3 separate regions of the Homo sapiens genome follow, and all the other regions are linked to region 2. A link is a contact called in ENCODE Hi-C or POLR2A ChIA-PET data. All regions are on one chromosome and are shown on one strand. The core of a region is the stretch at or near the end of the contact, and the rest is flanking DNA. Distances in the headings are between cores, read along the strand shown. Region 1 overlaps SLIT3 (slit guidance ligand 3). Region 2 holds the start of SLIT3 (slit guidance ligand 3). Region 3 overlaps SLIT3 (slit guidance ligand 3).

Evidence for each region. A loop is a pair of places that touch in the nucleus more often than their neighbours do. ChIA-PET counts read pairs that join two places held with the same protein, here RNA polymerase II (POLR2A). Pooled maps may share reads with other maps.
Region 1: a map of prostate gland shows a loop between it and region 2 (7-fold over the local background). The contact joins the enhancer-like site here to the promoter of SLIT3 in region 2. A Hi-C loop is called at or near these places in 2 of 168 maps with a recorded cell type or tissue (chondrocyte and prostate gland) and 1 of 50 pooled maps. POLR2A ChIA-PET finds 5 or more read pairs at or near these places in 1 of 52 experiments (SK-N-SH).
Region 3: a loop to region 2 is called in a map of ascending aorta, with 3 times the contacts of the local background. The contact joins the enhancer-like site here to the promoter of SLIT3 in region 2. A Hi-C loop is called at or near these places in 4 of 168 maps with a recorded cell type or tissue (ascending aorta, prostate gland, sigmoid colon and 1 more) and 9 of 50 pooled maps.

The regions. Positions count from the first base shown.
Region 1 is chr5:169,095,066-169,099,078 of GRCh38, reverse strand. The region is part of intron 4 of SLIT3 (slit guidance ligand 3); the gene reads left to right. Among named protein-coding and RNA genes, the nearest start is that of SLIT3-AS1, 84 kb to the right of the region's middle. Within about 2 kb of position 1,403, at least 4 of the 41 ENCODE cell types and tissues checked have a DNase peak (open chromatin) inside an H3K27ac peak, as active enhancers do.
Region 2 is chr5:169,299,682-169,303,300 of GRCh38, reverse strand. SLIT3 (slit guidance ligand 3) reads left to right here and starts at 2,162. Exons shown (of 36, transcript NM_003062.4): 1 at 2,162-2,788. The coding sequence starts at 2,592.
Region 3 is chr5:169,141,238-169,145,001 of GRCh38, reverse strand. The region is part of intron 4 of SLIT3 (slit guidance ligand 3); the gene reads left to right. Among named protein-coding and RNA genes, the nearest start is that of MIR585, 120 kb to the left of the region's middle. RefSeq lists a silencer at 3,051-3,219. Within about 2 kb of position 2,506, at least 10 of the 41 ENCODE cell types and tissues checked have a DNase peak (open chromatin) inside an H3K27ac peak, as active enhancers do; they include ascending aorta, where a contact is called at or near this core.

The DNA of each region.
Region 1 (4,013 bases), core at 154-2,653, 200 kb after region 2:
TAAATCCTCAAGGGAATTTCTGGAAGGTCAAGCAGAGGCGGTAGATGTAGCCACCAGGCAACTGGGAGTAGCCTATGAGCTTTTGTGCTGCTGGAAGGGTGCAGGCATCTGAGATCTGACCTGGGATCTCAGTGTTTTGGCCTTTTTCTGCCGGCCCAGGTGTGTGACCCTCCTACCCGCTGGAATGTGGCTGTGCTGGAGATGTAATCAGTAGAATTCCTCCGGCTTCTCAAGGAATGCTCCTTTGGGAGAGAAAAGTACAAAGAGGTTGGAAAAATGTGAATCCTGCTTCTTGCAACTGAACAATTGTCCCATTGTAATGACTGTGTCCGGTAAAGGAGACGTATGATCAAATGACGTCTTCATCAGAAACCATCTACACTTAACCCTCCTGTCATTTGACACATTTGTAGGTGGGCACATCAATGTCATCCACTTCGTCCACTTTTGCTCTTGTGTGTGTTTGCTGAGCTATTTCATGTCTACTAAACTGTACGGGACATCTGTCTGTCTGGAATTGTCAGAGCTGTGAACACTAGCGTCATGCAATGTGTGGAATAGGTGGAGATCCCACTGATAAAATGGAGTCCTCTGTGCATCCCAGCATTTGTTCAGATTCTAGCTTAAGGCTATAAAAATCATCTCTCCTTAGGCTGTGGGCTTGGGAGCCAAAACCTTCTGCATCTACTAATAGCGGATTCACATCTAGGCCAAAAATGTGCTTATGATTGTGCATAGTTATCGGTTGCATGTATACTGTGTGTATACACACACGTGTGTGATTTGGGTGTGGGGTGTCCTCGTTAAAAGGGATGACGTTCTTTTTATAGAAAGACACTTGGTCATTTGGCTCCATAGAAAGGGAAGTTCTTCCTGGAGTAATTCGTGACTGAATAATTAACTCTAAGGCATGAAACCCCATGTGTGAGAAGAAGCCTGCTTTCCAAAAAAAATCAAGCCGGGGCCCAGGGATACCCATTGGGAAGGCCCAGGCAGCTTGCCTGGGGTCAGAGTTTCTCTTTGCTCTGGGCATCCTTTCTGACAGGTTTTCCCCAAATGGGGAAAAAGCACTTGTCAAGTATATTTTAAAAATTTTTTAAAAGAACATTTTGAATAGCCCCTGCTTCAGGCTCCCTGGGGGTTCCCTACTTATATTTTTAAAAGCTCAGGCCTTGGCAGGTCTCAGCTTTTCAGTTGGCATGAAACGGACTGGAAAATGCACTTGATCCTCCAACTTGTGCCTGGGGAGCAGGGTTTGGACCTAACAAAGGGCAGATGAGAAGCAGCATCTGGGACCTTTTGCAGGGTGGTGGGGGGCTACAGAGCAAGCTCCAAGGCACCAGTGCCAACCTGACAGCCCTCCTGCTACTGCTGCTGCGCCTGACTGCCTCCTCCAACAGCCCCCTCTGGCCAGAAATGTCTGTGGCTGCTAAGCTGACATCATCGTGTAACTACTCTTCGTAGAATAAACATCTCCCTGGTAGTCTGCCTTTGATAGTTTTAACAGTTCTCCAAACTGTCCCAAAAAGGTGAAAGCATATTGGATAAATACAATTTTGAAAATGCGTCTACATGTCACAGTGGGATTCTTTTTTCTCTCCTTTCTCCCTCCTTCCCTTTCTTCCTTCTTCCCTTTTCTCTTCCACCTTCTACCTTTCTTCCTCCTTTTTTCCTTCCTTCCTCTCCCATTTCCTCTCCCCTTTTCCTCCTCCCCATTTATCTATCCATCTTCCTTTCATTCTTTTGTGGGTAAAACACAAGCAAACTGTAATACCACATCTCACACTTAATGGACTAAGTGGGGAAGAAAAGTGAGGATTTCTAGGCAGAGAGAGGAGTTTTAAGTTACAACTTCTTGGCCCTATAGGCAGGGAACAGTGCACATTTCAGGTAGAGACAGCAAATGGTAATGTTTCAACACTAAATAGGTTCCCAGCCTCATGGGTCCTAACAAGGAATCTTAACCCGAGGTTCATGGGTGGCACTCAGGAGCTCTGTTACCTGAAATTGCAGACAAACTATCTATGCATATTCCTGGGGAAATGGTCCACCAGAACCATCTAAAAACCATTGTTGTTACAACCCCCAGGAACTTAAATGTTGGACTAGCTGTCTTTTGACCTGTCTGCACTCTACCTCTTCTCCCTTTAACAGTAGGACGACATTGTAATATAGTGGTTAAAAATGCAGGCTTGGAGTCACGCTACCTGGGAAGGAATCTCAGCTCCACTCATTACCAGCTGTGTGACCTTAAATATTTAATATCACTGAGTTTCAATTGACTCAGTGGGAGTATGGATTCTACTACTACATAGGAATGTTGAATGGACTAAATGAGATCATGCCCATAGCGATGGGCTACATCTCACTGGCTCAATATATATCAGTAGCCATTGGTGGTGTGGTGTCATGCCCTAGATCCATCCCTAATCCATAAAACATAGATGTACTTGTTGGAAGGTATACTCTAAGCCAAAGGACAGCAAACTGTGACTTTGGGCCAAATTCTGTCCAATGGCTATTTTGTAAATAAAGTTTTATTAAATTACAGCCACACTCACTTATTTACATATCTATGGCTGCTTTTCAGGCACAAGGGCAGAGTCCAGTAGTTGTGAAAAGAACCTTAAGACTTGCAGAGCCTAAAACATTTCTATCTGGCCCTTTGCAGAAAAACATTTGCTAACCCCTGCTCTAAACAATTAGAAAACAATAAATCATATATAATCTACCTTGGAGACACACACAGGTACACAAGGAGTCATAGACAAGGATGTTTATAACATCATTATTTTACTCTCAAATAGCTGGAAACAATCTAAATGTCAATCACAAGAAGAATGCTATACTTACACTGTGGCAGTGAAGAAGAATGCATTCTATCTACATTGAGTAATGTGGAAAAATTTCCAGTAGGGATTGTTGAGTGAAAAAGGCAAAGATGTTACCATTTGTGTAAAATGTGCAAAACATATTGTATATTTTCTCACAGTGCATATGTAATTATGCAAATGCATAGAAGGGACGCTGGAAAAATATGCAATGGACAGATAATACTTGTCTTGCCTTGAGGGAGGAATGGAGCTTAGAGGTTTTTGTCAATAGAGACTTGAGCCCTATCTGCAGTACTTTTACAGAATGCATTATGATCAGGAGAATGCATTCATGTACTTATGTAATTAAAATTGTTTTAAAAAGTATTGTTTGTAAAATGTAAGATACTTGGGCAGAAGGTTGAAGAATGGGTGTAATTCTGCTAGACTTCTGTGGTGGGGCAGGAACGAGATGTCAAGGAACCACAAGTGCCAATCAATGGTGGGCTGGAAAGGCAGTGAGGCCGCTTGACAGTGAGGACACAGATTGGTATGGCCCATTGAAGGCAGGAGAAGGTGATGCATGGGAGGGAAGTCATTTTTCACAATAGAGGGCCCCCTAGGGACTTAAAATGTTACACCTAATGCCACAGCGAGCCACTCCAGAGAGAGATGGCAGGTGGGAAGTCCATGGATACTTACACAAAAGCTGGACAGAGCCCCAGCCTCGGTCTGGCCTGCCTGAGTCAGGGGAGGAGGCTTTACTCTTCTCAATACCCTCATACCTTAGTTTTAATTTCTTCAGAGTATGTCCTAGGGACCAGAGAACTTGTTATGCTTCTCAGGGCTTCCTAAAACTGACTGGGCAATTGGATTTGGATTTTTTCATTAGGGGTGAAAATGCCTGCTTCTAAAATGGCTGCCATAACATGTAAAAGTGCCAGTCAGATGTGGTTTTCGGTGCAAGATGACTCTGCATTCATATTTTTAACATTAGGCAATCAGTTCAGATGGAAGAGAATTTACATGTGCTTCCCGGGATGATCAGTAGTTATACAATGAATAAGAAGAAACTAAATGGCTAGATCAGGGGATTTTGATTGAGACAAGGGTTTGCCTTGGTAGGAATACTTGGCAGAAACGGGAAATAGGGCAGGGAGATAAAGTTTCAAAACTACCGAGATTATTTTCAAACTTCAT
Region 2 (3,619 bases), core at 913-3,412:
TTTTCTCCTCCATGATGAAACATGTGGAATCAGTAGTCATCAGAAGGCACTTGTAGAAATGTTGGATTAGGTGATTTCTAAGGCTGTACCAGCCCAAACACTCCATGATTCTGTGTATCCTGGTGTTCTGGGCCCCTCCTGTATTTCCCACTTGCCTCCTCCTTGGGGATGATTGACTCTGAAGGAAATCCTCACCATCTGTTCTAAGGGGCTTCTCCCAGGAAAAGTCACACTTGAATGCCTATAAAGTCCCTTAAAGATACAGTCTGGCTCATGAAACCCCCCTGAGCAGCTTAAATGGAAAACGCAGTCCCCCACTGCGCTCAGAGCACAGATCCAGGACCAGCCCGAAGGGATTGCAAAACATGCTCTAGCATGCATTTGGGAAAACAAAGAAAACCGTACTGTTTTCTGCTCCAGACAGTCTGAGACGCTTTGTGCCCTTGGGCCCTTGCCCGGTTCTCTCATCTGCCTCAGTCCTGGTACTAAATTGGTTCAAGGTTTGGAGGAAAGCTTCAGAGCAAAGGGATAAAAGGATGTTTAGAGTTCTTAAATACCGAAGTCACCCTGAAGACCGGAGCATAGACCCTCGCCAGCCACCAGGGGGCGATAACAACAGCATCTGTACAGAAAGCCGTTCCCAAGAATAACAGCAGTAAATTGCACCTAATGTGTTTATGAATGATGAAGGGACTCGAGTGTGTGTGTTTGAGTGAGTGTGCGTATGTGTGTGTTTGTGTGTACGCGCGCGCAAGTGGGTGCCCAAAGCTAAGACTTTGAAAATCTGCTAAGTATAATACAATAAAATCTACAACTCTACTATATATTCACAGGATGTGGTCAAGTAGTTGAAAGTTTCCTTGAAGGAAAATGAGGTAGAAGAAATCAGAATAGTATTCTTATGAAAGAAAAGAGAAGCGCTCTCAGGAGTATAGTTGTCACTATGTGAGTGTGTGTGCGAGCATGCATGTACACGTGTGTGTGATTGCCGGTGTATAAATGGGTGTGTGTGAGCCTGAGTATGTGAGAGTGTGTGCGTGGCTGTGAATACGTAGGCACCAGTGTGTGTGTATATATATGCAGGGCTCATTCAGGCCTTCTCAGTGTGAGGGGACCTCAAGGAAATCTGGGCAATACTTCCTCCAGTTCCTGCCCTTTCCTTTCAAACAAACAAACAAAATCATTCCTACAAGTATTTATGGAGCCTCTAACGCACACGCCCCTCCCCACTGGCATCTGGAAAAGCTCAGACCTAGCCAATTTAAAGCGGGCGCTGGAAGAAAGAAGGCGCTGGGGACAGAAGGGATGCCTCGTCTGCGAATGACTTTTGCAAAAACACGTTCTCTTCTGTGATGCTCCAAACAACCCAGGGAGGTGAGGCCAGGTAGGACTGTGGCCCCGGATTTGAGAAAACGAAGGCTCAGAGATGACACGATTGGCCCAGAGTCACCCAGTCAGGAAGCAGAAACCCGAGGATGGAACAAGGCATTGTCAATCCAGGGGTCCAAGTCGCTGCCATCACTACTTTTACCAGTCCACCAAGCGCTGGGTCTGGGCAAAGCAGGGCAAGTTTCCGGGTAAGGTTTGCCAGCAGTGACCTCAACAACATGGACCACGGTGTGTGTGTGTGTGTAGCTGTGGAGTACATTGGTGTCAACCAAGGCTCTTCAGGCAAAATTGTGGATCTCTGCCATGAGTACTAGGTGCGGTAGGGAAGCGGCTTCGTGGGCGACACTGCCATGGTTTGGCGTCCCTAGCAGCTGTGCGACCTCCAGCAAGTCGCTTCACTTCTCTGAGCTGTTTTCAGACGACCCCTTGGAAGATCGTGGACTTAAGTAAAGAATATGAGTAGAGTGCTCAGCTCAGTGCAAAAATTAAAAAAAAAAAAGTGTCAGGAGCCTTATCCGTCCTTGGATCTTAACAGTGAATGAGTTTCAGTGTTTCTTTCCAGGGGCCCTGCTGGCCGAGCCCCTTTCCTTCCCTGGTTCCTTCTCTCTCCCTCCTCTACTGCCTCCTCCCTCCAGGCTCTCGGTCGCTCCAGCAAAGTTCCCAACTTAGTCGACATGACGCGCGGCGCAGCCAATGGGAGGCGGAGTTGGCGTTTCTTGGTCGGGGGGGGGCCGGAGGGGTGGGCCCCGCGTCTCCGGTGTCTGCCGTGCTCACTGAATGGAGAGAGCGAGCGCCGGCCAGCTCACCCGGCCGCCCCGTGCCCCAGCCGCAGCCGCCGCGCTCCCCAGCCCAGCCCCAAGCCGGACCTCCCCGGGCGCCACGCCCCATTGCGCTCGCCCCAGGTCCCCAACCCGGCCCGCGGGCCAGCGGGGCCAGGGGGCGCTCCGCACCTGGGCACTCCCAGCGATGCGCAGCGGGGCAGCGCCGGCCCCGCCGATGGAGCTGCTGTTGCTGCCGCCGCCGCCGCCCGGAGCGCCCCGCTCCGCCCGCGCCCCGTGCGCCTGAGCACCGAGCTCGCCCCTCCTCCGCGCTAACTCCGCCGCCCGCTCCCCAGGCCGCCCGCGCTCCCCGCGCGCCTCCTCGGGCTCCACGCGTCTTGCCCCGCAGAGGCAGCCTCCTCCAGGAGCGGGGCCCTGCACACCATGGCCCCCGGGTGGGCAGGGGTCGGCGCCGCCGTGCGCGCCCGCCTGGCGCTGGCCTTGGCGCTGGCGAGCGTCCTGAGTGGGCCTCCAGCCGTCGCCTGCCCCACCAAGTGTACCTGCTCCGCTGCCAGCGTGGACTGCCACGGGCTGGGCCTCCGCGCGGTTCCTCGGGGCATCCCCCGCAACGCTGAGCGCCTGTGAGTACCCCTGCCCCACCCCACGCGGGCCACCCACCTGGGTCCCACCGAGGGGGCCCCAGGCGCCAGATCCGTCCTTTCCCCTCGGCCTCCCTGGATGCAGTCTCTATTCTCATCCCTTCCTGGATACGATCCCTCACTCTCCGAGCTGGGGGTCTGTAGGCTTGGTCAGATCTGGAAAGAGAGGTCTCGAAACCCCCAGCGATGGGCAAAGAGCAGTGCCTCTCCAGGGGTGAGGGTTCCAGACGCAGGGCCCGCTGACAGCTTCCAAGGAGTAGCTGAGGAGAGGCGAGGGGAGGCAAGAGCACTGCAGCCTCAAGGTCTTAGGGTGAGGGTCAGGGGTCTGCGCTCGTTAAAAAGGGGGGCGGGCGAAGGAGAAAGCTATAGGATGATGGGCCGTCAAGGCGCGGAGGCGGGAGAGAGGGCCCGAGACTGTTGACCTGCTTGGAGATCAGAATGGGCCAGCCGCTCTCTGGCTGCCCTTGCAAGGAAAGTTGAGAGTGTGGGTGAAGGTTTAACTTCTGAGGAACTGGACAGATTCAGAGTGGGTGCTCGCAAAACCCGCTCTGCCTGGAGCGCAGTCTGGGAGATGCCAAGTTGCAGCCCCGGGTGAATTTTTTATGGCTCGGTTATAAATGCCTCCCCGAACGAAGGGGCCGGAGAATGGAAATGCTGACAGCCCTTCAAATGAGACCGAGCGTTATAATCTTACAAACCGCACTCAGCCTCAGATCCTGGGCTTGGCAGCGAATGGAGAGGCGCTTGGAGAATGGGGTGGATTGACCCTAGTTTTAGCCCCAATTGTGCAACCAAATATTTACTTTTCATATG
Region 3 (3,764 bases), core at 1,257-3,756, 160 kb after region 2:
GGTAATTATAAGGTGAAGACAAAAAGCCCATGGTTAAACATAATCAGGCTGGATGTAAAAGGTGCTCCCTGGCAGATTAAGGAAGGTGGGAGGGAAGGAGCATGCATCGTCCCAGGCAGGCAACATTTTCCGTCTTGCTACTTCTTTTCTCAATTCGTAACTGCTGTTGCAGGGTAGGGCTTAGGACAAAGCCCGTCTTTTTCTGCCCAGGTTGCAGGACTTTGCGTCTTGCGGGTCTTGGGTTTTGAGGTCTTGGCCATTGGGCATTCTCCTGCCATAGAAGTCAGCCCGAAGGCCTGGACTGAGCTCAGTGGCCCAGGGCCTTGGGTGGTGGACATGGCTTCCCAAAGAGACCAGACCCTTCCTGAGGATTCACATGTTAGGGGCACTTTTTATTTCAGTGTCATTCTAAACACACCTTCCATCATTCACTTACTTGTCAAACATTTATTGAGAGCATCTAGACGCTGTGCTAGATACTTGGGATGAAATGGTGAGGATGACAAGCATGTTCCATGCCTTTAAGAGTTTATACTCAGGTGGGAGAGCCGGATGTTAATGAAGCAATAACCCAAATAAATAATTAGAAGCAGTGAAACATTTGCAAAAGGAAAAGTACAGAGACTATGGGAACGTAAAGCAGGGGCCATGACAGTAATGAGGAAAGATGGCCCCGACAAAGGGACTTGGGGGCCGAGATCGGGAGTGGAACTCAGCAAGGTAAACATGGGAGGGAAGGAGCATTCTGCTCCTAGGGAAGAACATGTACAAGGACCCCAAGACAGGAACGAGTGTGACCTTCAAAGAATGGAAAATAAAGGGCACAGAGCTGGGCGAGGTGAGTGTCACAAGACAATGGGAAGAAGCAGAGATACCATAATGGCCCTCATTTTTCCCATCCATAAAATAAAAATGGTATTCCCTTGTCTCATCTACACCATGGAGATTCTACTATGCACCTTGCTTTTCTCTTACAGTGGAGAGTCAAAGCTGGAATCATAGTCCTTAACTCACACTACTTACTGTTGGCAGCTGAGAGAATAGGACATTCTACTTTGATATTTCTGTATTTTCTCTCCACTTTTTGCCATGGAGCCATGTGACTCTGCCCATTGTGAGTGCTCTCTCACTTTCTCTCTCCCTGATATATATTAATGCATGCATCACACACACATGTGCATACATACTGTTTTTGTTGTTTTTTTTCGTTTTCTGGCTCTGTCACCCAGGCTGGAGTGCAATGGCACGATCTCGGCTCACTGCAGTTCCACCTCCCAGGTTCAAGTGATTCTCGGGCCTCAGCCTCCTGAGTAGATGGGATTACAGGCATGCACCACAATGCCCGACTAATTTTTTGTATTTTTTAGTAGAGACGGGTTTTCGCCATGTTGGCTGGGCTGGTCTTGAACTCCTGACCTCAGGTCATCCACCCACCTCGGCCTCCCGAAGTGCTGGGATTACAGGTATGAGCCACTGCACCCGGCCAATGCATACATACTATTTATGCAAACAAAGTTGAAATCATACTGCAGCAATGTAGTGTGAGGGTTAGGGCATCGACTTTGGTGTCAGATTGAGTTTATATCCTAGCTGTACTAACCTTTAGCCACATAACTTGATGATGGTATTTAACCTCTTTAAGAATCAGTTTCTACATCTTCAAAAGGAAGGTGAGACTGTCTATCTATTGGTGGTGTTTGGATTAAATGACATTCCATGGAATGCCCTTAGCAAACTGTAAATCCAGAATAAATAGTAACAACAATTACATTGTTATTACTGAATGGCATGGTACAGTATCTGGCACCTAGTAGGTGCTCAGTTAATGATGATATACTTGCTAAATGTTTCATAATCTGCTTTTCAGCTGAAGATAGTATTAATAAGGTTTATTTGGGTTAAAGTGGCAGAGACACAACTTACATTAAAAATAGGGACTTACTGGCTATTAGGATCCACCCTCCTTTCCTATCTGCTTCCTTTTGCATCTCAGCATCATTCTCCCTGGGGCAGATGGGCTCCCTTCACATAGCAAGAAAGGTGGCCTCTGGCAGCTCCAAAGATATATTCTTTTATTACTGACCAACCTGGAAAGAAACATTCTCTTCCAGCTCCAATTTGAACAATCTCCATCACAGATTATTGACTCAGCTTGGAGTACATGCCTATCACGTGGACCAATTACTGTGGCCAAGACCTGAGTTGGAGCTATTGACAGTCTCCACCTCATGGTTGGAGTGAGGAGTAGGTGTGGGGGTAGGAGCAGGTTTTCCCATAGAGGGTGGCAAAGTTTAGCAGAGACATGAACATTAGTGAAATCCCCCAGTTAGGGCTTATGTCCAGAGTGTAGCACAGGCTCACCCTATGGGTTCTGTTGACCCAGCTTGGCCAGCCATGCAAGTGCCAGGGGTGGCGCACCATAGTTTGACTTGGAACCTAGTCATTCCAGGAGTCCCAGTTTATACTCTCAGTCTTAGAGCTAATGAACTGCTTTGCTATTTCACTGTGTCTCTGGGCTGAATCCAGTGGGCAGTGACCCAACACCTGAGTGATTTGTGGGCCTGAAGGAAGACGAGAGAAGCTGATTATGGAGTCAGCAATTACTCTGCCCAAGTCCCTGCTTGGCAGGGCCTTATCTTTATTTATAGCTGGCTGAGCTACCCAGAGCCCTGTTTTTACCCTTGAGTGACTAGTGCACTGCAGTTTTAGTTCATAAAACACTGTTTGTTTATAATCCTTAACGGATTCTGTTTTATTAAAAGAGAAGGCTCCATCCAGAGTATAAATAAAGTTAACTGGTTAAGTTTTAGCTTCTATTCACAGTGAATGTGCAATGGATGGGAAATCACCGTGGAATTATGCACCCTCATGACCTGACTTTATTTATTTATTTATTTATTTATTTATTTATTTATTTATTTTTATTTTTATTTTTATTTTTATTTTTTTTTTGAGTAGGAGTCTCGCTCTGCCGCCCAGGCTGGAGTGCACTGGTGCGATCTTGGCTCACTGCAAGCTCTGCCTCCCAGGTTCACGCTATTCTCCTGCCTCAGCCTCCCGAGTAGCTGGGATTACAGGCATGCGCTACCACGCCCAGCTAATTTTTGTATTTTTAGTAGAGATGGGTTTTCACCATGTAGGTCAGGATGGTCTCGATCTCCTGACCTTGTGATCCATCTGCCTCGGCCTCTCAAAGTGCTGGGATTACAGGCATGAGCCACCGCTCTGGGCTGAGATGTTAACTTTTTTTTTTTTCTTTTTTTGAGACAGAGTCTCACTCTGCCACCCAGGCTGGAGTGCAATGGCGCGATCTCGGCTTACTGCAAGCTCCGCCTCCCGGGTTCAAGCCATTACCCTGCCTCAGCCTCCAGAGTAGCTGGGACTACAGGCACCCGCCACCACGCCTGGCTAATTTTTTGTATTTTTAGTAGACACAGGGTTTCACCGTGTTAGCCAGGATGGTCTCGATCTCCTGAACTCGTGATCTGCCCACCTTGGCCTCCCAAAGTACTGGGATTACAGGCATGAGCCACCACACCCAGCCTGACCTGACTTTATCAAAAAACAAAAAAAAAAACAAAACAAACAACAAAAAAAAATCTTACAGTCTCTGAGGTCTCAGGCCTGGACAAAACCTTTTCAAAGATGGGGAGGTGGCAAGGAAAGAGGCAGAATTAAGATCCTAAAATCAGCTTTGTTGCAGTGGATTTGCTTTAAGTTTCCTTTTGTTTTTGTTTATTTGTGGGGTGATGTCGTAGTCAGTA